5 separate regions of the Homo sapiens genome follow, and regions 1, 3, 4 and 5 are each linked to region 2. Evidence: chromatin loops called from intact Hi-C (ENCODE). Cell type or tissue: PC-3. All regions are shown on one strand.

Region 1 (5,000 bases), 210 kb after region 2:
GTGAGTCGTCACATCTGTATTAGACCCTAGCTGTTGCTTAGGCAAAAATGATGATTTAGAAGAAGATGGAGAGAAGAGGAGAGTTAATTTAAACGTACTTATATTCGGCCGGGTGTGGTGGCTCATGCCTGTAATCCCAGCACTTTGGGAGGCTGAGGCAGGCGGATCACGAGGTCAGGAGATGGAGACCATCCTGGCTAACAGGGTGAAATCTCTTCTCTATTAAAAATACAAAAAATTAGCTGGGCATGGTGGCGGGTGCCTGTAGTCCAAGCTACTTGGGAGGCTGAGGCACGAGAATGGCGTGAACCCAGGAGGCAGAGATTGCAGTGAGCGGAGATCCCGCCACTGCACTCCAGCCTGGGCAACAGATCGAGACTCCGTCTCAAAAAAAGAAAAAAGAAAGAAAGTACTTATATTCATTCCCTAGGGCTGCCACAACCAAGTACCAAAAGCTGGGTGACTTGAAACCAGAGAAATTGATTGTCTTGTGGCTCTGGTGGCCAGCAGTCTGAAATGGAAGTGCCAGCAGGGCCACGTTCCCTCCTGTACTTGTCAGGGATTCCTGCCTTGCCTCTTCCTAGCTTTCTGTGGTTTCCTGGCAGTCTTCAGTGTTCCTTGGTTTGCATACGCATCAGTCCAATCTTCTGTCCAATCCATGGCCTTCTTCCCTGTGTCTCTGTGACTCGGTGTGTCCTCTCCTCTTTTATAAGGACACCAGTCATTGACTTAGGCCCTCCCTACTCCAGGATGACTTCATCCTAATCAACAGCATCTGCAATAACCTTATTTCTTTCTTTCTTTCTTTTTTTTGAGAGGGACTTTCACTCTTGTTGCCCAGGCTGGAGTGCAATAGCGCGGTCTCAGCTCAATGCAACCTCCGCCTCCTGGGTTCAAGCGATTCTCCTGCCTCAGCCTCCCGAGTAGTTGGGATTACAGGTATGGGCCACCACACCCAGCTAATTTTGAATTTTTCGTAGAGATGGGGTTTCTCCATGTTGGTCAGGCTGGTCTCAAACTCCTGAACTCAGGTGATCCACCCGCCTCGACCTCCCAAAGTGTTGGGATTACAGGCATGAGCCACCACGCCCGGTCCGCAATAACTCTATTTCTAAATAAGGTCACATTCTGAGCTGCTGGAATTTAGGATTTCAACATGTTTTGAGGAGGACTCAATTTAACCCGTAAGAATACTATGTGGACCACACATGCTGCTTCACATCTGTTATCCCAGCACTTTGGGAGGTTGAAGCAGGAGGATCATTGCTCAGGGCGTAGGGGACACCAGGTGCATAAGACCACAGCGTTGACTGGTGTGGGGGCTCACACCTGTAAGTTTGGGAAGCTAAGGTAGGACGATCACTTGAGCCCAGGAGTTTGAGGCCAGTCTGGGTGACATAGTGAGACCTCATTTCTAAAAAAAAAAAATTAATTAGCTGGGCTTGGTGGTAGCCACCTACAGTCCCAGCTACTCAGGAGGCTGAAGCAGGAGGGTCGCTTGAGTCCAGAAGATCAAGGCTGTGGCGAGCTGTGATTGCAACCCTGCACTCCAGCCTGGGCAATAGAGCAAGCCCTGTCTCAAAAAAAAAAAAAAAAAAAAAAAGGCATCTCCCTTGTCTTCTGATTCCCTGAGCTGTCATAGAAAGGAAGTGAAGCAGAGAAAGCATCCCCACGAAAGGGAATTTTCAAAACCAGCCTAAGCAACATAGCAAGATCTTGCCTTTAGAAAGTATTTAAATTGGAAGGAAAAAAAAAAAAGCAGTACTATAGCACAGAGTTGACAGCTACAGGTGTGGCTACATCCAGGTCCTAAAACTATATCATCAGAATGACCCCTCACCCTCCCCCCGCTTTCCATTTTACTTTCTTAAGCATGAACATGAAATTTCCAAGATTGTCTCTCCTTTGGCTAATCTGCTTCTCAGACCCAATCACTGTGGCCAGGGTGGTGGAAGGACACTGGCATCCAGGCTGGGACCACATGCCCCAGCTCCAGATCAGGGTGGGGAATAGCCAGTGGCACACATGCCATGGGGGACTAGTGACTCCTCAGTGGAAAATCGGGGACTGTCATTGGAGAGCAGCGATAGAAGAAAGGCTGACACAGTGCAATGTATCTCCTGCACCAGCCTGGGCCTCGATGTCTTGAGTACTGATGACACAGTACTCAGTCCAGGGCAATCCCAACTCCATCTGCGGGGCTGCCCACAGTACATGAACCCCTCACTGGATTTGCTGACCACACGTGCAAACAGCCACCTCCCAGCCCCACTCCCCGCAGTCTCCCTGAACCCTGTCAAAATTCCCCTCAGTTCTCACCAAGATTAAAAGCAATTCTGAGGGTGAGCGGCTCATTCTGCTAGTTTAACTCTCTCAATTCCTTCTCTCTCCAGAACTCTGTACTTACTGCTCCATCACTGGTAATGACAATGAACATCTTCACAATCTCAGGTTTTATTGCAAAGTGATTGAGGACCAGTTAGAATAAGTTATGCTACAGAAACTAAAGAAATCCCATCAAGCAAATGGTGTGTCATTGAAAGTCTTAGGACAGCTGTGTATATTCTCTCCCCCAATGAATCAATTGAAAATGAGAAGCTCTTACCGCCATGTTCCGGGCAGAATCTATCAAAAGTATAAGCCATGATATTATAATTTGATGATTTTTCATCCGTCAAATGGATATGGCCCAGGGGAGAAAAGTGGACGCTCCGTAACTAGATGATGGTCAAGAGTTATAAAAATGAGGTCCTCTCTGTTCAACATTTCTCCTTTCTTGAAAGGATACTCAATGTCACGCTCAGGGCCTCTAATGGCCAGAGATAAAATTCCTCCCAGTTCCAGAGCACCCCAGGGCAACCCCAAAACCAGAGCAACTGCTTATTGCCACGTAGACTATGTACTGTGCAATTCCTGGGGTGGCATTTTCATAAATATGTGGGTGGCGCCCCCTGGAGGTATGTAATGCACAACTTGCACAAACGGTAAGTCATCGTATCCCAAAGTCCACAAAGAAGAGGTAAGCAAAACTCCCATCGATGTTGCCATCAGTCATGAGTCTGCCTTTTCTTCATGGGACAGTAGCAAAAACAATTTGGCCAAGTGTGCTTGGATGATCTCTAAGATGGAATCAGGGTCTCTCACTTTCAGCACTATTGACATTTGGGGCTGGATCATTCTTTTGTCTTAGTGGGAGTTGTCCGGGGCATTGTAGGATGTTTAGTAGCATCCCTGGCCTCTACCCATTAGCTGCCAGTAGCACCACCTCCTCCAGCCGCAACCACCAAAATTGTCTCCAGACATGGCCACATGTTCTCTGGGGGGCAAAATCACCCCCTGGCTGAGAAGCCCTGAAGTAAAGACATAATACGCAGATCACATGTAAGTAAGAGAGCCTAAGGGCCACACAGGTGATGCTGTACCCCTGACAAAGCCAGAGTCTTAAAGAGGTTAGAGAGGTGGAGAAAGAGAAAGGAAATGAAGTCCCAGCTGCCGAGAGCAACAGATGCTGACTAGATGTTGTTGATAGTCATCTTTAAACTGAGGTTAAAAGATGCTGAGAAGCCATCAGCTCCCATCCTGCTCTCCAGGGACAACGCTGCTGAAAAAGGCCTGGAGATCAACAAAGCCCCAAACACAGCTGCACTGAGCAAAGAAACCAGAGATTGAGACAAAATGACATTCCCTCAAAGACTACTCATTTCCAAGAGGGGAGAAAAAGTGGAGTCATGAAAAACAGTTGAGGCTGGATAGAGTGAATCACACCTGTAATCCCAGCACTTTGGGATTACTCCCAGGCTGAGACGGGAAAATTGCTTGAACTCAGGAGTTCAAGACCAGCCTGGGCAAAATAGCAAGACCTTGCCTCTAGAAAAAGGGAAAAAAATTAGCCAGGTGTGATGATACACGCCTGTGGTCTCAGCTACTCGGGAGGCTGAGGTGGGAGGATCGCTTGAACCCAGGAGGTAGAGGCTGCAGTGAGCCGGGATTGCACCACTGCACTCCAGCCTGGGCTACAGATCTTGTCTCAAAAAAGAAAAAAATTAAACAAAATTAAGGCCGGGCACGATTGCTCATGCCCGTAATCCTAGCACTTTGGGAGGCCAAGGTGGGCAGATCACGAGGTCAGGAGATTGAGACCATCCTGGCTAACACGGTGAAACCCCATCTCTACTAAAAATACAAACAATTAGCCGGATATGGTGCTGGGTGCCTATAGTCCCAGCTACTCTGGAGGCTGAGGCAGAAGAATGGAGTGAACTCGGGAGGTGGAGCTTGCAGTGAGCCAAGATCACCCCACTACACTCCAGCCTGGGCAAAAAAGCAAGACCCTATCTCAAAAAAAAAAGAAAATTGAAAATTTTTTTGAGACCAAGTCTCACTCTGTCACCCAGGCTGGAGTGAAATGCTGCGATCTCCACTCACTGCAACCTCCGCCTCCTGGGTTCAAGTGATTCTCATATCTCAAACTCTTACCTCAACATGACTACAGGCATGTTGTCACCATGCCTAATTTTTGCATTTTTAGTAGAGATGGGGTTTCACCATGTTGTCCAGGATGGTCTTGAACTCCTAGGTTCAAGCAATCTACCCACCTCAGCCTCCCAAAATGCTGAGATTACAGGCATGAGCCACCGTGCCCGACCTCTAACTTTTCATTATGGAAATTTCCCATACGCACAAAAAGCAGGGAGAGAATTGCACGATGAACCCCCATGCACCCATCATCCCACTGCAAGAACTTGTCAACATTTCGCCAATCTCATTCCAGTTCCCACTTTTCTTTTCCTTCTTGCTATTTTAGGATATTTTAAAGCAAATTCCAGACATTTCATTTCACCCACATCCATAACACGCCAGGGTGCATTCTTGATGTAAGGATTTTGTTTTGTTTTATAACACCCATGACATTGCCACACTTAATTGATTTAACATGAAGAAACTAAGATTCTTGCAGGTGGAGAAAAGATCTAATTACCACCTTAAAGCCTCTCCTACTA
Region 2 (5,000 bases):
CAGAAAATGCAAACAAGCTAGCAACAACATTAAAACATTGTCTTCTTTAATAGACTTAGTTTCCCTTTAAATACCTACATTTTACAAATATATTAACACCAGTTTATAATAATTAAGTTAAATTTCGTGTATTAAATTTTATTAACTCATATGGTAGTATTAAAATATGTTCACAAATTATTTGATACTTCTTCCTTCAAAGGGTCAAACTTCATTCCCCTCACCTTGAGTTTGGACTGTATTAAATGACTTGTTCTCATGAATAGAATGTAGTGGAAATGATGTAATGTGACTTCTGAGGGGAGACTATAAAACATGCCAGACTTTTTATTCTTTCTCTAGGATTACTTGTTGGGGCCAGGTAGCTGTTATGTCAGAGTCATAAGGTCACTCAGGCAACTTATAAGGAGGCTCACATGGTGAGTAATTAAGGCTTCTAGCCAACAACCGGTGAGGTATTGAGGCCTTCTGACAAGAGCCATGTGAGTGAGCTTGGAAGCAGATCCTCCAACCCTTCAGGCCTTCAAATGATTGCATGCATCATGGTCAACATCTTGACTGTAACCTAGAAAGAGACCCTGAGACAGAACCATTCAGCTAAGGTGCTCCTGAATTCCTAGGCCACAGAAACAGTGAGATACTAAATGTTTAAATGATTGTTGTTTTAAGCCACTAAGTTTTGGGATAGTTTGTTATACAACAATAGGTAACTCATACAGCTGGATATAATAGAGCCTAGCACAATGCCTGGCACACATGCAGGTGTTCAATTATTTGTTGTTTGAATGAATAAATAATTGAATGAAGTATATCTTTTTCACTTTAGTAGGTAGCATACAATGTTAGGATTATCTTTGCTCCCTGACACCTGTATTATCTAAGGGTTTTTTGATCTCTTATAGAGAGATGTAGTGTGAATCTTACTGAGAGCTAAACTTTGCCAGTTGTGGAAGTAACATGGTGAATAGAACAACGGAATCCTTGAAACTTGAATTCTGCCCCCAGTTGTTTTTCCTCAATCAATTTTTTTTAATTTTTTAAAAATTAATGAGTTAACACAAAATTAAACCATGTCTTGAAACCAGACAGCCATCTTGTCTGCCATCTCCAAGCAAATTACAGATTGACTCATAATACAAATTTGCCCAGAGGGCTTGCAATACTATTTCACAAAGTTGGCTGTATTATTTCTCTTCACAAATGACCAGTCTGATGCATAGCATGTTTAGCTACAGATGCCTCTGATGACTCTCTCTGCAACATTTTCATGGCTCGCCAACAGGTCTGTCTACATTTCTCAGGTCTACCAAGGGGGCGGTTCAATTCTGCTTTGATGTAATCTATCCAAAGATCAGAATCTACAGATCTAAATTCTCTCAAAGCCCTCTGTTGCAGAATTCCTGCATTCTTGCTCCTTTTCAAACTGGATCATTTCCTAAAAAAGTCAACTAAAAATGGATGGCTCTCCTGTAAACTTTTAAACACAGCTCCAGCCTTTTTGTAGCCACCACTTTGGTAAGCCCAATCCAGGTACTTATCTTTCAGTGCCCCCAGTTTTATCACTGATTAGCTGGATGACCTGTAGTAAGTCACCTAACCCTTCTGAATCTCAATTTCCCTATCCACTAACTGGGGAAAATTATCCCAATGTACCCCAAAAGGCAGTCAATGAGATTATATGTAAATATGCTTTACATATAAAGCATTAGCATTCTTTTAATTAAATTAGGCTGATGAGGTCTACCTGATGTTTAAGCAATTAAGCATTAAGTATTTTACATGAATACCATGGAGACCTTTCAGGAAGTGACAACTTATTTACTGATTTTACTGTGTACTGTATAAAATAGTAGCATCATTCATAGCAAGCAGTTTGGATTTAAGAGTATGGCAGAATGGTAGCTTATATGTCAGGTCTCATTTTATGAGCCTGTTGAAAATTTATTACTCTTTTAAAAGAATGCATAATTATCACTGGCTCCTTTTTCTTTTTCATGAATTAATTTGTAACTGTGGCTGAGTATATCTGCTCCTCTTTGTTGTGACAGAGGTACTTAAACAAACTTAATAACAAACATATATATAACCGGTTATTTGAGTTTATGAGTTCATCCTAGAGCAAAATTGCACCCAATAGCAAGAAAATAAATGGCAGAAAACATGTCTTTCTCTTTCAGAGGGCAGAACTTAGGGCACACAGGGGAAGGCTTTATATACTGGAACATCAAAGGTAGAGATGAGGCAATTATTAACAATGCACATTTTTGTGGCATGACTAACCTGAGAGGTAAATATGTTAGAATGAGTAAGACAGAGCCTTAGTGTGAGACTCAAGTCCTGATTATGTAGTGGATGAATGGCCTTAAATACAAGGTCCCTAATTTAATTGTATGGTTTTTTCTTGCTTTCAGCTATTCAGCTGTGAGCCCAAATCAGTTGAAACTACTGGCCTAATTAGATATCAGACTGTTTGTTGTTGTGGATGATCCCTGAGTAAGAAAAAGAAGAACTCTAGGGGGAAGAAAGGGACAGAGCTTCTTGCACCTCATTTCCTATGTTAAATTAGGGAGTAAGTGAAAAATGGACACCAGGAAACAAAGATCAGGGAAATCCTTCTGGCAACATTGTGCTTTTAGACAGAGCTTCTCGTCTCCTATTGAAAATACCTGACAATGCCACCCTGTATAACCTAAGAGAACATTTTCTAAACAGTTTTTATTCCTTGTAGCTACATCTTTACAAAATTTACCAAGATTTTGAGACAATTGGAATGGCTGGTGTTGTTTTCTGAATTGACTGACAGAGGAATAGGGTTAAGATGGAGAATAGAGCAGAGGAAGAAATAAAGAAAAAAAGTCTAGGAAATACATTTAACCTCGAGGGAAGAGGACTCAGTGTGACTCACAGCATATTAGCTTGAAAGCAGAGACTGTCACGTGTGCACTGAGGAACTTGTGTCATCTAGAAAAATATTCTCAGCTTACGAGGCTAGAATCCCTGGGGTTACTCTTTGTTCCTCTAGTTCCCTGGAATAAGAATCAGGAGTGTTCCTTAATTGTTTTCTCAATTGATGAGAAACAGAAGCAGAAACATTTGTTGTAAGTGAAATAGTTGAAGTTTCTTTAGTTTGAAATCCCAAAGGAGTAAATTATTTATAAATGTATATGTTGCATCTGTTATTGAAAAGAACTAATTGACTTACAAATTGTGTAGCTGCATAATGTGGCATTTTTTTTTTCTTATTTCAAGTTGTATTTCTAAATCTAAAGGTGGACCTATAGTAGATACCTTTTCTTGTTTCTATTCATCCTCCATAGAGAAGCATCTCCTTCCTCGACCTTTTTCCACAAATTCCCATTTTGCTGAAATGGCTCACAGAACTTGGGCAAATACTTTACCTATGTTTACTCACTTATTATAATGGATACAGATGAATAGCCAGATAGAAGAGATGTATAATGTAAGGTATGGAAGAAATGGCATGTAGCTTCCATGCTGTCTCCAGGCATACAAACCTCTGGGAACCTCTATGTGTTTGGAAAGCCCCCCAACCCTATCCTTTTGGGGTTTTACAGAGGTAATAAAGGTAAAATGAGGGGATAAAGGTAGGGCCTTTTATCCAATAGACCTGGTGCCCTTCCAAGAAGAGGAAGAGTTCTCTCTCCCCATTATGTAAGGACACAGAGAGAAGCCTATCATCTATAAACCAGAAAAAAAAAAGCCCTCAGCAGAAACCAAGTCAGCCAGAATGTGGATCTTGGACTTGCTAGCCTCCAAAAGTGTGAAAAATAAATTTATGTTGTTTAAGCTATTCAGTTTGTGGTATTTTGTTACAGTAGCCCAAGCAGACTAATACAAGGGGCTACCTGAAGGATTGATGCAAGATCCTCTCCTCTGTTTTGCTAACTCAGAACCTAGGGCAGAAAAAGCTGGAAAACACAGCAAACTGAAGTAATAACCCTAGACACCTGGAGGCAGAGATTACAGTTGAAACATGCAATAGACTGCCTAAGGCAAAATCTGGAGAGAGTTTCTTTGGGAAATTAAAATATTCAAAAGCAACCATATATACGTGGGAATTTAGAAAGCCATGCACATGCCCAGGGCAAAACACTTGCTTAGAAAACACCTGAGAAAACCCTAAGCTTTCATTTTGGGCTGATCCCTTAGCACAGTGCAAGGCTAACTAAGAATTGAAGTAGAGCCCTGGCTTAGAGCCACTTTGCAAAGACTGTGAGAGCTTCTGGCATTCGAGGAAATCTGCCAAAACACTAGCTGAACACAGGCTAAGGGACAGAGTCTTCCATGACCATATTGACAAGGAATACAGTCTTTGAAATAATAGTTTGAGACAGGCATCAAATAAACTGACTGCTACAGCCTTCAAGAACCAGAAAACAGCAAACCCCCCTAGGAAAGTGAAGAAAATCTAATTTCTAGTTACCACATCATAGGAGCCAAATGTCCACTTTTCAAGCTCACACACAAAAATCACAAAGCATACAAAGAAACAAGAAAGTATGGCTCATTCAAAGGAACAAAATAAATGGATAGAAACTGTCCCTGAGGAAGTCCAGACATTGGAATTACTAAACAAAAACTTTAAAACAATTGTCTTAAATATGCTCAAAATGCTAAACATGGAAATGAAAACATTGACAGTGAACTAAAGGAAGCCAGGAAAATGATGTATGAACAAGATGAGAATATCAACAAAGAGATAGTAGTTATGAAAAGGAACCAAACAGAAATTCTGAAGCTGAAAAATAAAAATAAAAAAATCTAAGTGGCTTCAGCAACAGAACTGAGCAAGCAGAAGAGTCAGTGAACTTGAAGATAAGACCACTGAAATTACTGAGGCTGAGGAGCAGAAAGGAAAAAGAATGAAGAAATTTTCATTTGTTGTTGGAATGCAAATGGTATAGCTACTTTTTTTTTTTCTTTTTTAACTAGAGATGAGTTCTCACTATGTTGCCCGGGCTGGTCTTGAATTCCTGAGC
Region 3 (5,000 bases), 160 kb after region 2:
AGTTAGCATAGTACTTGTGCCAGGCACTTTGCTAACTTTTGTACCTGCCTTGTCTCACCCAATTCATACCAAATACTCTTCTGAGAATTACCATCTTCATTCTAAAATGAAGAAGTGTATGCTCAGTAAGACCCCAAATTTTGTCTAATCCCGTGGCAGAACTTTGATTGAACCCATTGTCTATTTGACTTTGAAGCTGTTGTTATAACGACTATATTTCATTATCTTCTAAACCTCTAACTCAGATCTCCTTGGTTTTAGACTGACATCCAACTACCCACTGGATGTAGCTCAGGTACTTCTGCCTTAGTAGGTATTAAACTAAATTCATATTACTTGTCCCTCCTTTCAACCCCTTTTCTACCCTTCAATTGTCCCTATTTCAACACCTCCTTCTCTGATATTTCTTATTTCTTATCATGCTTTCTCCTTTAATCCACCCCTTAAGAACACTTTGGATTTTCTCTCTCCCTCATTGTAATTTCCGTTGGTCTCCAAGTCACCACAGAGGCGTCTCTGCATCCCAGCGCAGCCGGCATTCCCCTCTGCTTCCTAATTGACCTCTGGGCTGCTGAGTTCCCAACTGCAGTTGGTTCTCCCTACAGCTGTCAAGGTTAGCTTTTCAAAAAATCAATGTCATCATTCCACTCCACCTAAAAATCTCCAATGGGCCTTGTCACCTCCAGAGTCATTTGTGTTCTTAGAGGATTTCTTGTGTTCTTAGAGGATTTATAGAGACATAAATGGCCGTGCCTTCCTTGCCTGTCAGACACATCATGAACATATGTGAATAATTACATTTTAAGATATATGTAGATACTTCTTATGCTGAAGAAAACAAGTTTCAAAATCTTTACTAAATTTTAAATAAATTCATTAAATTAAAAATGAGTTATTCACCTGGTTTGGTGGCTCACATCTGGAATCCCAGCACTTTGAAAGACTGAGGCAGGAAGATTGCTTGAGCCCAGGAGTTCAAGACCAGCCTGGGCAATATGACAAAACCCTGTCTCTACAAAAAATACAAAAAATTAGCTGGGCGTGGTGGCACAGGCCTGTAGTCCCAGCTACTGGGGAAGCTGAGGTGGGAGGATCGCCTGAGCCTGGGATGTCAAGGCTGCAGTGAGCTGAGATCATGCCACCGCACTCCACCCTGGGTGACAGAGCAAGACCCTGTCTCAAAAAAAAGGAAAAAAGTAATCAATTATTTTTTCTCAATGGGTAACTTAATGCACAACGATTGTCTTATGAGTCTGCTCAATTTTTTGACATTAAAAAAGATACTCATTCATAACTACATACCGATTTGATTATTGTTATGTAAAAGCTCTCATTTTAACTAATACTCTTCGACATGTCTGTTTTCTGGCTGTGGACCTTGCAGCTAGGTCATGTTAATTCTGCATAATAAACTTTGGTAATGTATCAGTTACAGAGTGGAAATAGGTAATTGGTGTGGGGGAAGATTGGGATACTGACACTAGAGTCTTTTTGAAACTGGAATGGAATAAATTCCACATTCTAAAAAGCTCAATTAAAGTAATTAAAAATTCCCTGTGGTCTCTTATTAACTTCCAAAAGAGGCATTCAGGTGAAGCCTTAATATACAGTATAGTAATATACTACTATATGCATCTGGGACTAGACCTCAATATTCTAGTCTCCTAACCTGGCATTGTTAACATGGCTTGAAGGGGCCAGTAGGACCTCACGGCCTAGTTGGAGACTCATATCTCAACTCAGTTTCCAATCTTATAAGCTGGGACATCAGCTGTGAGAGAGGTGGAAGCTTCAAAAAAAAAGAATGTATTTTCCTAGGAACCACAAGAAAAGCTTCATCAAATCTTTTATAGTAAAAGCAGAACACTCTACGATTCTTACATTTTCCACTTCAACTAATCACTTAGTAATTCAACAGGTATTTATGTGGTAACAACTCAGCCAGGGAGTGTTTGAGTTGATCTGAAAAGTCAGAGTTTACAATCAAAAGGAGGAGGGAGAAATGAAATGTAGAGGAGGATAATAACAAGTAGTGATTACATCCCTAAAAGAAATACAAAAAAATCCAAAAGCATCTTCTCTTGGATAATAGCAAACTGGGAAAACTCCAAATAGTCAGAGATGAGGTTCTTTCTCCTACCCTGTGAAATGAAGAACCTAGTAAGAACATTTTTTTTTTTATTAAAATTCAGTCTTTTTTTTTCTCTCTGGCTCATAGATGTAGGTTTAATACTTCCCTTTATTTCTGCCACCTGATTCCCTTTCTCCCCGCATGTTTTCTTTTGACTGGTATGAGATGATATCTCATTGTGGTTTTGATTTTCGTATCTCTAATGGTTAGTAATGTTGAACATTTTTTTACAAGCTTGTTGGCTGCACCAATGTCTGTTTTTGAAGTGACTGTTCATGTTCTTTGCCCAATTTTTAATGGGGTTGTTTGCTCTTTGCTTGCAAATCTAGTAAGATTTTGCCTTAGGTGAAATCTTCCTGGAAGCAGCAAGCCCTTTCAGAAATGAGGTACTGCCCAGTCTACATTCATATGCCAGTTACAAGTGGACTTGGAGGTGGCGGGGAAGATGGGTTGTGGGGGAGGTGGGGTGGGTGGCAGGAGGTGTGAGGGGAGGAGGTCAGAGGGAAAGCTGAAGACAACCGAGCATTGGAGTGTTGTCTGCTGCACCCTGGCTGTTCCTATATAGCCTCTCTCCTCCAGATCTCATAGCACCCTGCTTCACTGAAGAGCCTCAGTCACCCCGGAAAGTTCATATCCCCACTGCCCACCTCCCATCAGGAAACAAAGGGATGCTGAGCTGTGCTTGGGGACCCTTTTTTTCTTTTAAAGAGTTTCACAACTACTTTATTTTATTTTCTAAACTTTTATTTTAGGTTCAGGGGCACATGTGCAGGTTTGTTAAATAGGTAAATTGCATGTTGCAATGGAGGGGTGGTTGGTGTACAAATTATTTCATCACCCGGGTAATGAGCATAGTACCTGATAGGTAGTTTTTCAATTCTCAACTTCCTCTCACCCTCCATCCTCAAGTAGGCCCCGATGTCTATAGTTCCCCTCTTTGTATCTATATGTACTCAACATTTAACTTCCACTTATAAATGAGAACGTGGGGTATTTGGTTTTCTGTTCCTGTCTGTTAGTTTGCTTAGGATAATGGCCTCCAGCTGCATCCATGTTGATCCATGTTGCTACAAAGGACATAGCTCATTATTTTTGTGGCTGCATAGTATTCCACTGTAAACATGTACCACATTATCTTTATACAGTCTATCACTGATGGACATTTAGGTGGATTCCATGTCTTTGCTATTGCAAATAGTGCTGCAATGAACATAGGTGTGCATATGTCTTTATGGTGGAATGATTTATATTCCTTTGGTTATATACCCAATAATGAGATTGCTGGGTCAGGTGGCAATTCTGATATAAGTTCTTTGAGAAATCACCAAACTGCTTTCCACAGTGGCTGAACTAATTTACCTTCCCACCAACAATGTATAAGCGTTCCGTTTTCTGTGTAGCCGCATCAGCATCTGTTGTTTTTTGGCTTTTTACTAATAGCCATTGTGGCTGGGCATCAGGGCACAAGTCTGTTATCCCAGCACCTTGGGAGGCTGAGGTAGGCAGGTCACTTGAGGTCAGTAGTTGGAGACCAGCCTGGCCAACATGGCAAAACCCCGTCTCTACTAAAAATACAAAAATTAGCCAGGTGTGGTGGCGCACACCTGTAGTCCCAGCTATTTAGGAGGCTAAGGGATGAGAACTACTTGAACCCGGGAGGTGGAGGTTGCAGTGAGCCAAGATAGCACCACTGCACTCCATCCTGGGTGACAGAGTGAGACTTTGTCTAAATAATAATAATAATAATACTAACAGTAATAGCCATTGTGACTGGTGTGAGATGGTATCTCATTGTAGTTTTGATTTGCATTTCCCTAATGATTAGTGATGTTGAGCATTTGTTCATATGCTTATTGGCCACATGAAGGTCTTCTTTTGAAAAGTTATCTGTTCATGTTATTTGCCTATTTCTTAATGGGGCTGTTTTTTGCTCATTGATTTGTTTGAGCTCATTATACATTCTGGATATTAGACCTTTGTGGGATGCCTAGTTTGCCAATATTTTCTCCCATTCTGTAGATTGTCTGTTTACTCTGTTGATAGTTTCTTTTGCTGTGCAGAGCTCTTTAATTAGGTCCCATGTATCAAATCTTGCTTTTATTGAAATTGCTTTTGGTGTTGGGACCCTTTCGAATGGAAGAGGTTCAATGTAGAGATGAGGTCTTGCTATGCTACCCTAGCTCCTCTCATCCTCTCCTGGATAAGGAGAATCCAGAGGGTGCTATAGGGACCATGTTTTGTTTTCCCCCCTCATAGCTCCCAAGCTTGCCCCTACCACTAAACAGACACTTCTTCCTAAAAACAAAATGAATAAAAACCCACAGAAAAGTACATAGTTAAATGCATTGCTCAAACGTTATCGTAGACTGGGCATGGTGGCCCATGCCTATAATCCCAGCACTTTGGGAGGCCAAGGCAGGTGGATTTCTTAAGCCCATGAGTAATCTGCCCTGGATTAATAAGCCCAGCCTGGGCAACATGGCGAAACCCCATCTCTACTAAAAATTAAAAGAAAAAAAGAAAAGCCAAGCTTGGTGGTATGTGACTGTATTCCCAGCTACTCCAGCCTGGGAAACAGGAGTGAGACCCTGTCTCAAAAATCCCCCAAAATAACAACAAGAAAACCCAAACTTTATCATAATTCAAATAATAGAAATGATAGAGAAAAGAATGCCCCCAGAATCCAACCATCTTAGCCAGATAACAACAGTCTTTTTCTTTTTTTAAGTGCAATTTCTACTCTATTCATATCCTTTGCCCAATTTTGAGATATTTTAAATCGTGAATCAATGGTTCTCAACTCTGACTCATCTGAATCTCTAAGGGAGATTTTACAAGGCATGGATGACTATGCTTTACCTTGACCTAG
Region 4 (5,000 bases), 61 kb after region 2:
AATCCAGACGAGAAAAAGAAGCGAAGTCAGGGTGACGTGGGGAAAGGCCCTTCTAAGCTGTGGGAGCTAACTTTAAGAAGCTTTTCATTAATTCCGTTTATATCTCACTGGCCAAACCTAGCTGCAAGGAAAGTTGGGAAATGTAGTCCTTTATTCTGGGCAGCAATATGATGTTAAAAAGATCAAGATGTGCTTATTAAGGAGGGGAGTGTTGATATTCAGCTAGGCAGCTAGCAGATTCTGCCACAGTGTTTACTATGCAAAATAATTTCCAGTGTGGGAGATATAAATCATTAAATTAAAAGTGTTTAACAAATACCAAACAGGACATATTTTTATATGCATAGTCATAGTATAACTATTAATAGTTTGAAATTTTAGAAATCTAAGGACTTTTTTTTTTTTTTTTTGAGACGGAGTCTCCCTCTGTCGCCCAGGCCGGACTGCGGACTGCAGTGGCGCAATCTCGGCTCACTGCAAGCTCCGCTTCCCGGGTTCACGGCATTCTCCTGCCTCAGCCTCCCCAGTAGCTGGGACTACAGGCGCCCGCCACCGCGCCCGGCTAATTTTTTGTATTTTTAGTAGAGACGGGGTTTCACCTTGTTAGCCAGGATAGGACTTTTACAAAATGGTGTAATTCCAAATAAAACAGAATGTGTTAAACAAATATATAAAGGATGCTCAACCTTGTTAAAAAAATTAGAGGCCTGGCCTGCAAATGAAAACAAAAGTGAAATATTTCTCAGGATCAGCTTGGAAAAATCAAGATATTGAAAATATCCCTTGTCAGTGAAGGTTTTGAGGAAGAGTTTTCTCATCACCTGTTGGTATAAGTATAAATAAATTTAGCTTTGGGGGATGAAATTTTGGCAGCATTTATTTTAAAAAGTGGTTTTCTATTGCTGCTGTAACAAATTACCACGAACATGGTGGCTTCAAACAACACATATTTAAAGACACACACAAATTTATTAATTTAAGATCTGTAGGTGAGAAGTCTGGTACGAGTCTCACTGGATTAAAATCAAAGGGTCATCAGGACTGTGTTCTTTTCTGGAAACTCTATGATCTAGTCCTAGGATCTAGGGTTTCTAGGCTCTAGAATCCGTTTCCAGCTTATTCTGGTTGCTAGCAGAATTCAGTTGCTTGCAGATAATATGTAAATCCAAATTGCCTGTGGTCCTGCTGACTATCAGCTGAGGGCAATTCTATCATTTAGAAACTGCCTGTACTTTTGGCTCATGGTTATAGTCTTTTCTCTTCAAAGCCGGCAGTGACAGCTCCAGTCCCTCTCACGATTCAAATCTCCTCCTTCTGTTTCAAGTTTGATCCAGACAGGAAAGTTGTCTACTTTCAAGGATTTGTGTGATTAAATTGAGTGCACTCAGGCAATCCAAACTAATCTCGCCATCTCAAGGTCGGTAACCTTAATTATGCCGGTCAAATCTCTTTTGCTGTGTAAGATAGCAAACTCACAGGTGCTGGGAATTAGGACATGGACATCTTTGAGGGGTGTGAGGAGGAGGCGCATTATTCGGCCCACTACAGTGAAATATACACATTCCCTTTTATCTAGCAATTACACACATAAACCCAACTCACTCTAAAACCTGAGATGAGAGAGAGGGGAACAGAAGACTTAATTACCAGCATCACACTTCTTATCAGCATCATGAAATGCTAAGAAAAATATGGAGCAACGCTTTCAAAGTTCTGGGAAAAATAATTTAAAATACAGGTTGCGATGCTATTGTTTTAAATAGTAATTTATATAGTAATTTAAAATACAGGTTGCTATGCTATGCTATTGTTTGGCCAACCAAACAATCAATAGGAGGAAAAAGGCATTTCAAATATTTAAGTATTAGAAATTTTATCTCCAATATACCCTTTTAAAAAATGTTCCTTGAGGATGGATTTCAGCAATGACAGAATAATTTAAGAAAGAGAAAGGTAGGGGACGCTGGAGCAGTCGCTCCAACCCAGGAGAGCAGGGCGTTGAGGCCTCAGGACATTTGCTGGCAGCAGCAGGAAGAGCAATAGCCTACATTGGAGCAGGAGGATTGAGGACTCCAGATGGGAGCTGTTTGGGTGAAGACTGAGGTGGATTGGCCTGGTTTATCATCGAGAGCTTGAAAAACTTTAGGATATAAGAAAGGTACGGAATACATGGTACAAAATGAAAAGTCATGTCCTGTTTAAAGCAATTGGTGAGGGGTAAAACAAAGAAAAAACCCACAAATTTTTGAAATTTTTTAGCTGGAACAAGGAATAGTCTCTTTTGAGCAATACTGCAGTCATGGCACTGACCCTGTAAAGAACAATTCCTGCACATAAGCCCGGTCCCAACCTGGACATGTCTATATGTAATGACTTAATGTGAGGAAAGATCTTGAAGGGTGTGTACTGTGATGTTAATAGTGATTGTAGTTAGAGATGGGATTCTGAGTGATTTTTTTCTTTCTGTTTATCTGTATTTTCTAAGTTTTTGAAAGTAATCCTATATTTTATTATTTGCAATCTAGATTGTGTCATTGTCTTTTAAAACAGTGTAAAGAAAATAGTGATATTATTATGGCGGGGAACCATGGACTTCAGAGATAGAAGATGCCTTCAAGTCCTGACTGTAGTACTTAATGAGCAGATCACGCTATATTCTTTTAAGATCTTGCAGGACCAGCTTAAGAGGCCAAAAGCTTTAAAAGGAACCTGAGGCAGACATTCAAATTTGCTGGGCCCTAATGTGGGAAGAACTTGCTAGGCATGGGAGACTGAGGGAGGAACAAGATACAGTGCCTATCCTGAAGATACTCCAAGTCAGAATGGGAGCTAACCAGGAAATCTTCAGTCACTTCACAGTAGCAACGGCTGTGCTTAGTGTAACACATGGAGTGCCCTGGTACTCCAGCAGAGCCCTCCTCAAACTAGGCAGGGTCCAGTGTGGTTTCTCATAAGAGATGACCTACGACAGATGTATTCTGAAAGACGACTAGTAATAAGCTGGATGGAGGACCTAGGAAAAACAGGCATTCCCGGCAGGGCAAAAGGCATTAGCTGGCTTCCATTCTTCCTCTTTCTCTGGGCTGGTTCTGGCATTGAAACCTCACTACAAATATTTGTTCTTCTCCTTTGCCACTGCCGTGCATGTGTGTTACTTGGGCTAATATTTGCTTTTGTAGAAGACTGCACTTAACAATGCTTAATGGTGTGTATTGTGTAGATGGCCTGAAAGATTGTGGATTACCTGAGTTTTCCTGTTTCCTTTTGAATCTTAGAAAACATCGAGATAATTCTCTTCTGTTCTTATACATTTTCTTCATGCACTGAACAACTTGAGTCTGTAAAAATAACTCAAATGATGCAATATCTCATTTCTAATTTCTTGGCAATAACCAAGGAGAATCTTTCTGATTGTTAGTGTGGAAAGGGGGAGGCATAGCATGTTGTGCACCAAAATAAAATTGGGTCTGGGGTTGTCTTTTGAGGTGACCTCTGGTGTTTTTTAATTATAGAAACAGCTACATGTTTCTGTGGTTACAGAGATCCTGGTTAGACTACTCAAAGTGATGAGAGGCTCAGGAGTAACTACAATATGCAATTTTATTGTTTGTGAATTAATATGTTAAAAATTAGTAGCAGATTTGTTTTCCTTCACAGTTTTCACACAATTTAAGGAAAAAAGCTAACTGTAGCTTGTGTTTCCTTATGTGGTTTATATATTCACTCTTTGGTCCTAAGAATCCTAAAGACAAGTTTTGCACCTGCAGGCTTTGCTTCATGTTATGGAAAAGCTCTCTGGCGTGCTGGAGGGAAGGAAGTTGTCTCTCTTCCAGCTTAAGCGTAATGAAGGAGCAGAGGAAGGGTCTTCTGCAGGGATGAGCCCTTGTGCAAAGCCAGCAGGGCTTGGTTTGTTCAAGGAACGGCAAGTGATTGGATGACTGGCTTGCAGCTGGGTGGGGTTGGGTGAGGGATGAGGCTGAAGAGATGGGTTGGTAGTCATGCAACCGAAGTGCAGGTTCAATCATTCGCCGCTTGCAGAGTCCAATTAATAAGAACAAGGTCTGGTATAAAGAAAGTGCCTTTTTATTCCAAAACTAGCTTAGGGGAAGAAGTACAGGCTTCCGTCCTTAAGTATACTGCTTCACCTTTGGAGCAGAAAGTGGGCACTTTTAAAAGGCAAAGGAGGACACAAGCAGGTGAGGGGTTTTGTGCTAGCTTGGTGCCTTATCTATCAGGCTGTCAAGCTGGTGTCTTCATGGGCAGAAATGAGTTGTAATGGTGGCCAAAAACTCTAGCGGGCATACTTTGGATTGTAAATTGACTGTTATCTCTCGGGGCAACCTCCTGGTGGGTAAGAGTTCCATTCTGGAGCTTCTAAGCACACAGTTAGATGAATTTGCCCTGTGAGGAATATCTGCTGAAGAGGTGGTAAAGGCTATAATTGCATTTCTAAAGAGCTAAGTAGGAAGTTGGAAAAAGGAAAAAGAGAAGAGACAGAAAAAATAATTAAACTATCTCTTAGAAAAATGGGAGTATTCAGTGACAGTTTGGGGCGGATCACAAAGGGTCCTATGTTCTCCTTGTATGCTACCCTACCCAACCTCTAGGCTCTTCTTCCTCCACTATCTCCTGTATATTGATCTTCTCAGAGTATAGATCTGATCATGTTGTTTTCCACTTCAAACAAAATAGAACATAACACTTCACTAGCTCCTTGTTGCCCAATGAATAAGGAACAAATTCTTTAGATAAGTTTTGAAACTTTTTTCCTACTTTCTTCTACCAATCTTATTCTTTGGCTAATTTAGTCATTTTCCAAATGCTCCTTACTTTTTCAAACCTCTGTGCTTTTGCTTTTGTGCCATTCTGCCATTCCTTTTTTTCTAGAATGCTCATTCCCTGTCTCTACCTAGGAAGACTTGCCCACCTTTGAGGGCCTAATGCAAATGTGATTTCTTACTGGGTGAGATCTGAGGGTGAGGTGGGTCCTGCCTTTAATC
Region 5 (5,000 bases), 55 kb after region 2:
GATATATCTGTCATTGGAAAAATAATTAGGATTAGAAACTTTTTTCTTTGATGGCCAGGCGTGGTGGCTCATGTCTGTAATCCCAGCACTTTGGGAGGCTGAGGCAGGTGGATCACTTGAGGTCAGGAGTTTGAGACCGCCTGACCAACATGGTGAAACACTGTCTCTAATAAAAATACAAAAATTAGCCTGTGTGGTGGCGGGCATCTGTAATCCCAGCTACTCAGGTGGCTGAGGCAGAAAAATCGCTTGAACCCGGGAGGCGGAGGTTGCAGTGAGCTGAGATGGCGCCACTGCACTCCAGCCTGGGTGACGAAGCTAGACTCCATCTCAAAAAGACGAACAACAACAATAACAACAACAACAACAACAACAACAAAACTCTTTTCTTTGAAATAGTAATGGTAAGTGATTAAGTCCCCACCAAGGCAGCAATGTTACAGAAGATCCTTCCCTGGGAGAGTAGATATTTCTGATTGGAAACATTGAAGGGGAATGTAGAGTATCTGAAAAGTAGAGGGAGGGAGGGGCAAGAGAGAACCCTAAACTAAAGAGGAGGACAAGACAAGCTTGAGGAAGGGGGAGGTTAAATCATGAAAGTTTTCCATGGGAAGTTTTCCCTGTGATGGTGACTGGGGCCAACAGGACTATCAGATAGGTTCTGCTATGAATAACAGAAAACATAGGATGATAAAGGTTGGCACACATTGGAAATTTATTTTTCAATTTGGACACAACATGGACACAACAACCTGTCTGGAGGAGAGCAGTCCAGAGCATTTTAGGAGACCTATCTTTTTCTACCCCATTGTTCTGTACTGTGGACTGACACAAGCCCATTTGGTCCCATACAACTCTTAGGGTGTCTTTGGCAGAATATACTAGATTTGAGATGAAAGTATCAGCTGCTTCTTCAACCTTGCTATCAGGCTGTATGGAAAGCAAGTCACAGAACAAATTCTGCCACAAAAGCAATCATTTATAACAAAACATTTAATTATAAGAAAGCATAAGAATAGTTTAGTCTTTTCTTTCAGTTGAAGGTAGCCTTGGCTCTCCTTCCTCCAATCTCTAATCTCACCTGACATGAAAAATTGAACCAAGGCAGTTATGACAACGTTCCAGAAGCAGGAATCTCTTATCTGTGTAGTCAGCATCAGGGAGCTAAAAAGCCCTTAAAACCAAATACCGAACCCAGGATCATTTAGAGATTAAGCCACGGGCATTTTTCCTAAAGGTACAAACCATAGGCCACAGGTCACACTGGATTCTTTTATTCTACTCCTGCAAAGGTGGAGAGTGTCTCTAAAATATTTTCACTAACCTTATACCTTAAATATCATTAATTTAGCCAATGACAATTCCTATCTAGCATTCATTAGTAGATTGTTAATTTTATTCACCCTTAAAAGCCCATTTCTGAAATTCACTGAGAATGTTAGCAAAGACCCAGATATGAATGACAGAAACAATCACTTCTATGATATAGGCTTTTTAATTAGAACATTAATGCCACCTCTGGAGTGCAAACTTTCAACTGAAATTTTAGCTGACTGCTCTTGGGTTGTAACTTAACCTGAATTGGACAAACAAAATATCTTAATTAAATATAATTGCCATCCTAAAACATGGCTTGTACACATGCTTCTGCTTAGATCCCATTGGCAGCAACTTGGTAACATGGCCACATCCAGCTTCAAAGGAAGCTGGGAAATGCCAACTTTATTCTAGGAAGCTACGTGCCCAGAGATGATATGTATTACTACCAAGGGAGAAGAAATGAACAAGTATTTTGCGAACCTTGGAAGGTTTCCTGTGCAGAGGGACTCACCATAGTTGCTCAACACTTTCACTTGCATTGCAATAAATAAATCCTACTCCACCCTCAGACTATGGGAAACTTTCCAGGTATGAAAAATACTCTTATGTATTCCCAGAAATGGGTTAGAGTTGGGGTAATTGCTTAATGGTAGATAGATGTATTAAGGCAAAAATTTCCATCAATTATCCTACACTCTAGGTTAAAATGCCAACTCTGCATTTTAACAAGATTGCCAGATGATTACTAAGTGCAGAAAAATTTGAGAAGCACTGTTTTTGGATGCTTCCCTCTCTTTCCTCAACATATATATACTTGAACATCCTGTGGTTGAGGCCAAAGCGTTTCCCTCAGCAGGGCAACTGTAATCTAGAACACAGAAGTAAGTCTGGGAGAATCCACGAACAAGTGGTACATTGTAATTTAGATAATCAGTTACTCAACATTTCATGCAGATTAGATTATCTTATGAAAAAAGCAATTCGTGTATTTTTTGGACTGCAATAAGGAAATAATAAAAAGAATATATTAAAAGTGGATCTAGCTGGAGAATAAAACTCTAGATAATTTCTTTTTCCAACTTTGTCATACTTTTCAAAAATTTCTTTTATGAACATAAACTATTTTAAAGTGGAAAAAATTGTTGTTATGAAAACACATTTGTTTTAGCTTTAGCAATCAGTTAGATAGTTGAATAAAAAATAAATCTCTCACTGGTTTGGAAGTTAACAGCTATGGAGTGGGATATTATGAATCCACCCAAGACAAGCTGCTGCCATTGCCAAAGTAAACTGCTTATTCACAGGAGATGAGACGTGCTTATTTTGGAGCACTTTTCTTAATTGCCGACTTTTGCAACTCAAAAATTTTAATGTCATTTCCAAACATTGCTTTAAAAGTATTTTCAAATTGAAACTTGGCACGGAAGTTTAATATAATTTTCTTCTGGTAATTGAAGTGATTCGATTCAACCACATTTATTGGACAGCTGAAAGTTGCATAACTCTGAATCTTTTTTTGTTTTTTCATTTTGGAGGGAACATACAAAGGAATTAAAAGACATGGTCCCTACATTTGGGAACTCACTTTGGAGGACTTTTGTAAAATTATTGTGTAACCCTCTTTCAAAATTAAGATTTGTTTAAGTGTGTTTAAATAATTTTATCCTGGTTGGATATTTTTATAATTCTATATATTCTTTTAAAAACCTATAATATATCTGATTGATCTGATGTAAAAACAAGAAGAAATTCTAGCTTCAAAGGCCAAAATGCATATAAAGGTCATAATTTCACAATAGCAACTACAGAAACACATTGAAGGCATTGGGTCTTTCTCCTGTTGCTTCTGGAGAAAGAAGAAGAAGGATAAATGAAGGAAACGGAGGACGCATGGCATTTCCCTAATCCATTTTTTGTAGCAACTCTGACAGGCGAGCTTGCAATGGAAAATTGTGCCTGATCCTTGATTCTTGAAACAAATTTCCCCAAAATAAACTTTTACTTTAGTGATGGGATTAAACTCAGTAAAAACAGTCAAGGATTAGTGAAGAAGACTCCATATTCTATCAGAGGATTTGTAAAAAATTCTAATTCTTTGACACTTTAATTTGTGGAATGGGCCAGGTGTGGTGGCTCACACCTGTAATCCTAGCACTTTGGGAGAAAGAGGTGGGTGGATCACCTGAGGTCAGGAGTTTGAGACCAGCCTGGCCAACATGGTGAAACCTTGTCTCTCCTAAAAATACAAAAGTTAGCTGGGTGTGGTGGCATGCACCTGTAATCCCAGCTACTCAGGGAGGCTGAGGCAGGAAAAGCACTTGAATCCGGGAAGTGGAGGTTGCAGTGAGCCAAGATTGTGCCACTGCACTCCAGCCTCGGTGAGAGAGCAAGACTGTCTCAAAAAAAAAAAAAACCAAAAACTGTGGAATAATTAGTATAGATGTTAATTTTTATGCACAGTTTTGTTAATAAAGAATTCTTTCCCTTTTGAAAAACAAAAACAGGAAATTAAAATCATAAAATTAAAAGTTGAAAGGTTTTTTTATTGGTTGGAAAGAATTAGAAACTCACTCAAACTAGCTTAGAAAAGATGATTAATTTCAGTGTTACAGATATATCACAGAACTGTGTGAAACTGGGCCTCATACAAAGTAGAAAGCTGTTTAGAACCAATATTAATTGTCTCTCACTTAATCTCAGCTTCTTTTTCCACAACTATACCACTTTCATCTCTCTAAAAATCAATTTCATTTGCTTACTCATCAGCTTGCAAATGGCTTCCTCCACCACTAAGCTGACTTTGCCACTCCAGTGTCCAACCCTGACTCGTAACAATCTCTGTATTTTATAGTTTAAAATAATGATGGAGGGAATCTGATTAATGCAGATCATCTGTTCTAGTCAAGCCATACCAATCAGAGGTCTCTGATAAACCAACAGATTGGCTGCCCATTTGGAGCAGATACCTGACCTAATCATCCATGGCTCGGGGAAGAAGAGGTAGCACGTAATGTGTTGGACTGCTTATTCTTCTGGGTATATATTTACTTTAGGTAAAAGAAAGGAATAAATAATGTACTTGACGTTGGGCTTAGCAAACTTAATATCTATGAGGTGAAGCTAAAGAAGACAATGCACATGAAAGAATTATATATGTTGACTAAATGGCCCAATGAATAATAATATGACAAAAAGTACCAAGGGTGAGAATCCAATATGATCCGTAGTGATACCATATTATGACAATATGGAATGTTGAAAAGCTGAAGGATTATCAGATACACCAAAAAAGAAAAAAAAGTATGCGTTCATAAATAATGAATAACCAGTTACAGATAAAAATTAACATTAAATTATCTAAAGAATTCTGATTCAAGATGGCTGATGAAACACATGCTTAGGAATAAAATTATATAAAGAATAAGAACAAAAATAAAATATATAAAGAATAAAAACAAAAATAAAATTATATAAATAATAAAAATAAAGTATATAAAGAAAAAAAACAAAAACAGCACAATAAAAAGAATGAGGGAATAATTGGTAGACAAGAGATTGCAATACATTTCTGGAAGTTTTCTTAAAATTGATGAAGCTGAGTAGAGACAGCCATAGCCAAGGGAGCACCATGAAGCTGACTGTCCTGGCAGACACCCAGAAAGGCTGTAGTAGATAGAGTG

What was found. Peaks named below come from ENCODE experiments on the same cell type or tissue, not always from the same donor. Only the 100,000 strongest peaks of a DNase experiment are listed, where the experiment ranks them.
Region 1: a loop joins it to region 2, with 9 times the contacts of the local background. A loop is called at or near these places in 7 of 110 quality-filtered maps.
Region 3: it touches region 2 in a loop (7-fold over the local background); 2 of 110 quality-filtered maps call a loop at or near these places.
Region 4: a loop joins it to region 2, with 4 times the contacts of the local background. A loop is called at or near these places in 40 of 110 quality-filtered maps.
Region 5: it touches region 2 in a loop (8-fold over the local background); 5 of 110 quality-filtered maps call a loop at or near these places.

What each region holds. Positions count from the first base shown.
Region 1 is chr7:6,963,192-6,968,191 of GRCh38, reverse strand. The region is part of intron 2 of LOC107986763 (a long non-coding RNA gene); the gene reads left to right. Among named protein-coding and RNA genes, the nearest start is that of MIR3683, 100 kb to the left of the region's middle. RefSeq lists an enhancer at 4,957-5,000. In PC-3, a CTCF peak has its summit at 2,963 (motif pointing left); a DNase peak (open chromatin) is centred at 2,988.
Region 2 is chr7:7,174,528-7,179,527 of GRCh38, reverse strand. It overlaps a transcript of C1GALT1 not described here. Among named protein-coding and RNA genes, the nearest start is that of C1GALT1, 5.5 kb to the left of the region's middle. In PC-3, no CTCF peak of the experiment used is centred here; DNase peaks (open chromatin) are centred at 427, 1,227, 2,237 and 2,937; H3K4me3 peaks cover 1,446 bases; H3K27ac peaks cover 3,022 bases.
Region 3 is chr7:7,015,424-7,020,423 of GRCh38, reverse strand. The region is part of intron 1 of LOC105375138 (a long non-coding RNA gene); the gene reads right to left. Among named protein-coding and RNA genes, the nearest start is that of MIR3683, 49 kb to the left of the region's middle. In PC-3, no CTCF peak of the experiment used is centred here; DNase peaks (open chromatin) are centred at 1,953 and 2,433; H3K4me3 peaks cover 1,403 bases; H3K27ac peaks cover 3,276 bases.
Region 4 is chr7:7,113,115-7,118,114 of GRCh38, reverse strand. No RefSeq gene overlaps it. Among named protein-coding and RNA genes, the nearest start is that of MIR3683, 49 kb to the right of the region's middle. In PC-3, no CTCF peak of the experiment used is centred here; no DNase peak of the experiment used is centred here; H3K27ac peaks cover 834 bases.
Region 5 is chr7:7,120,001-7,125,000 of GRCh38, reverse strand. No RefSeq gene overlaps it. Among named protein-coding and RNA genes, the nearest start is that of MIR3683, 55 kb to the right of the region's middle. In PC-3, no CTCF peak of the experiment used is centred here; no DNase peak of the experiment used is centred here; H3K27ac peaks cover 836 bases.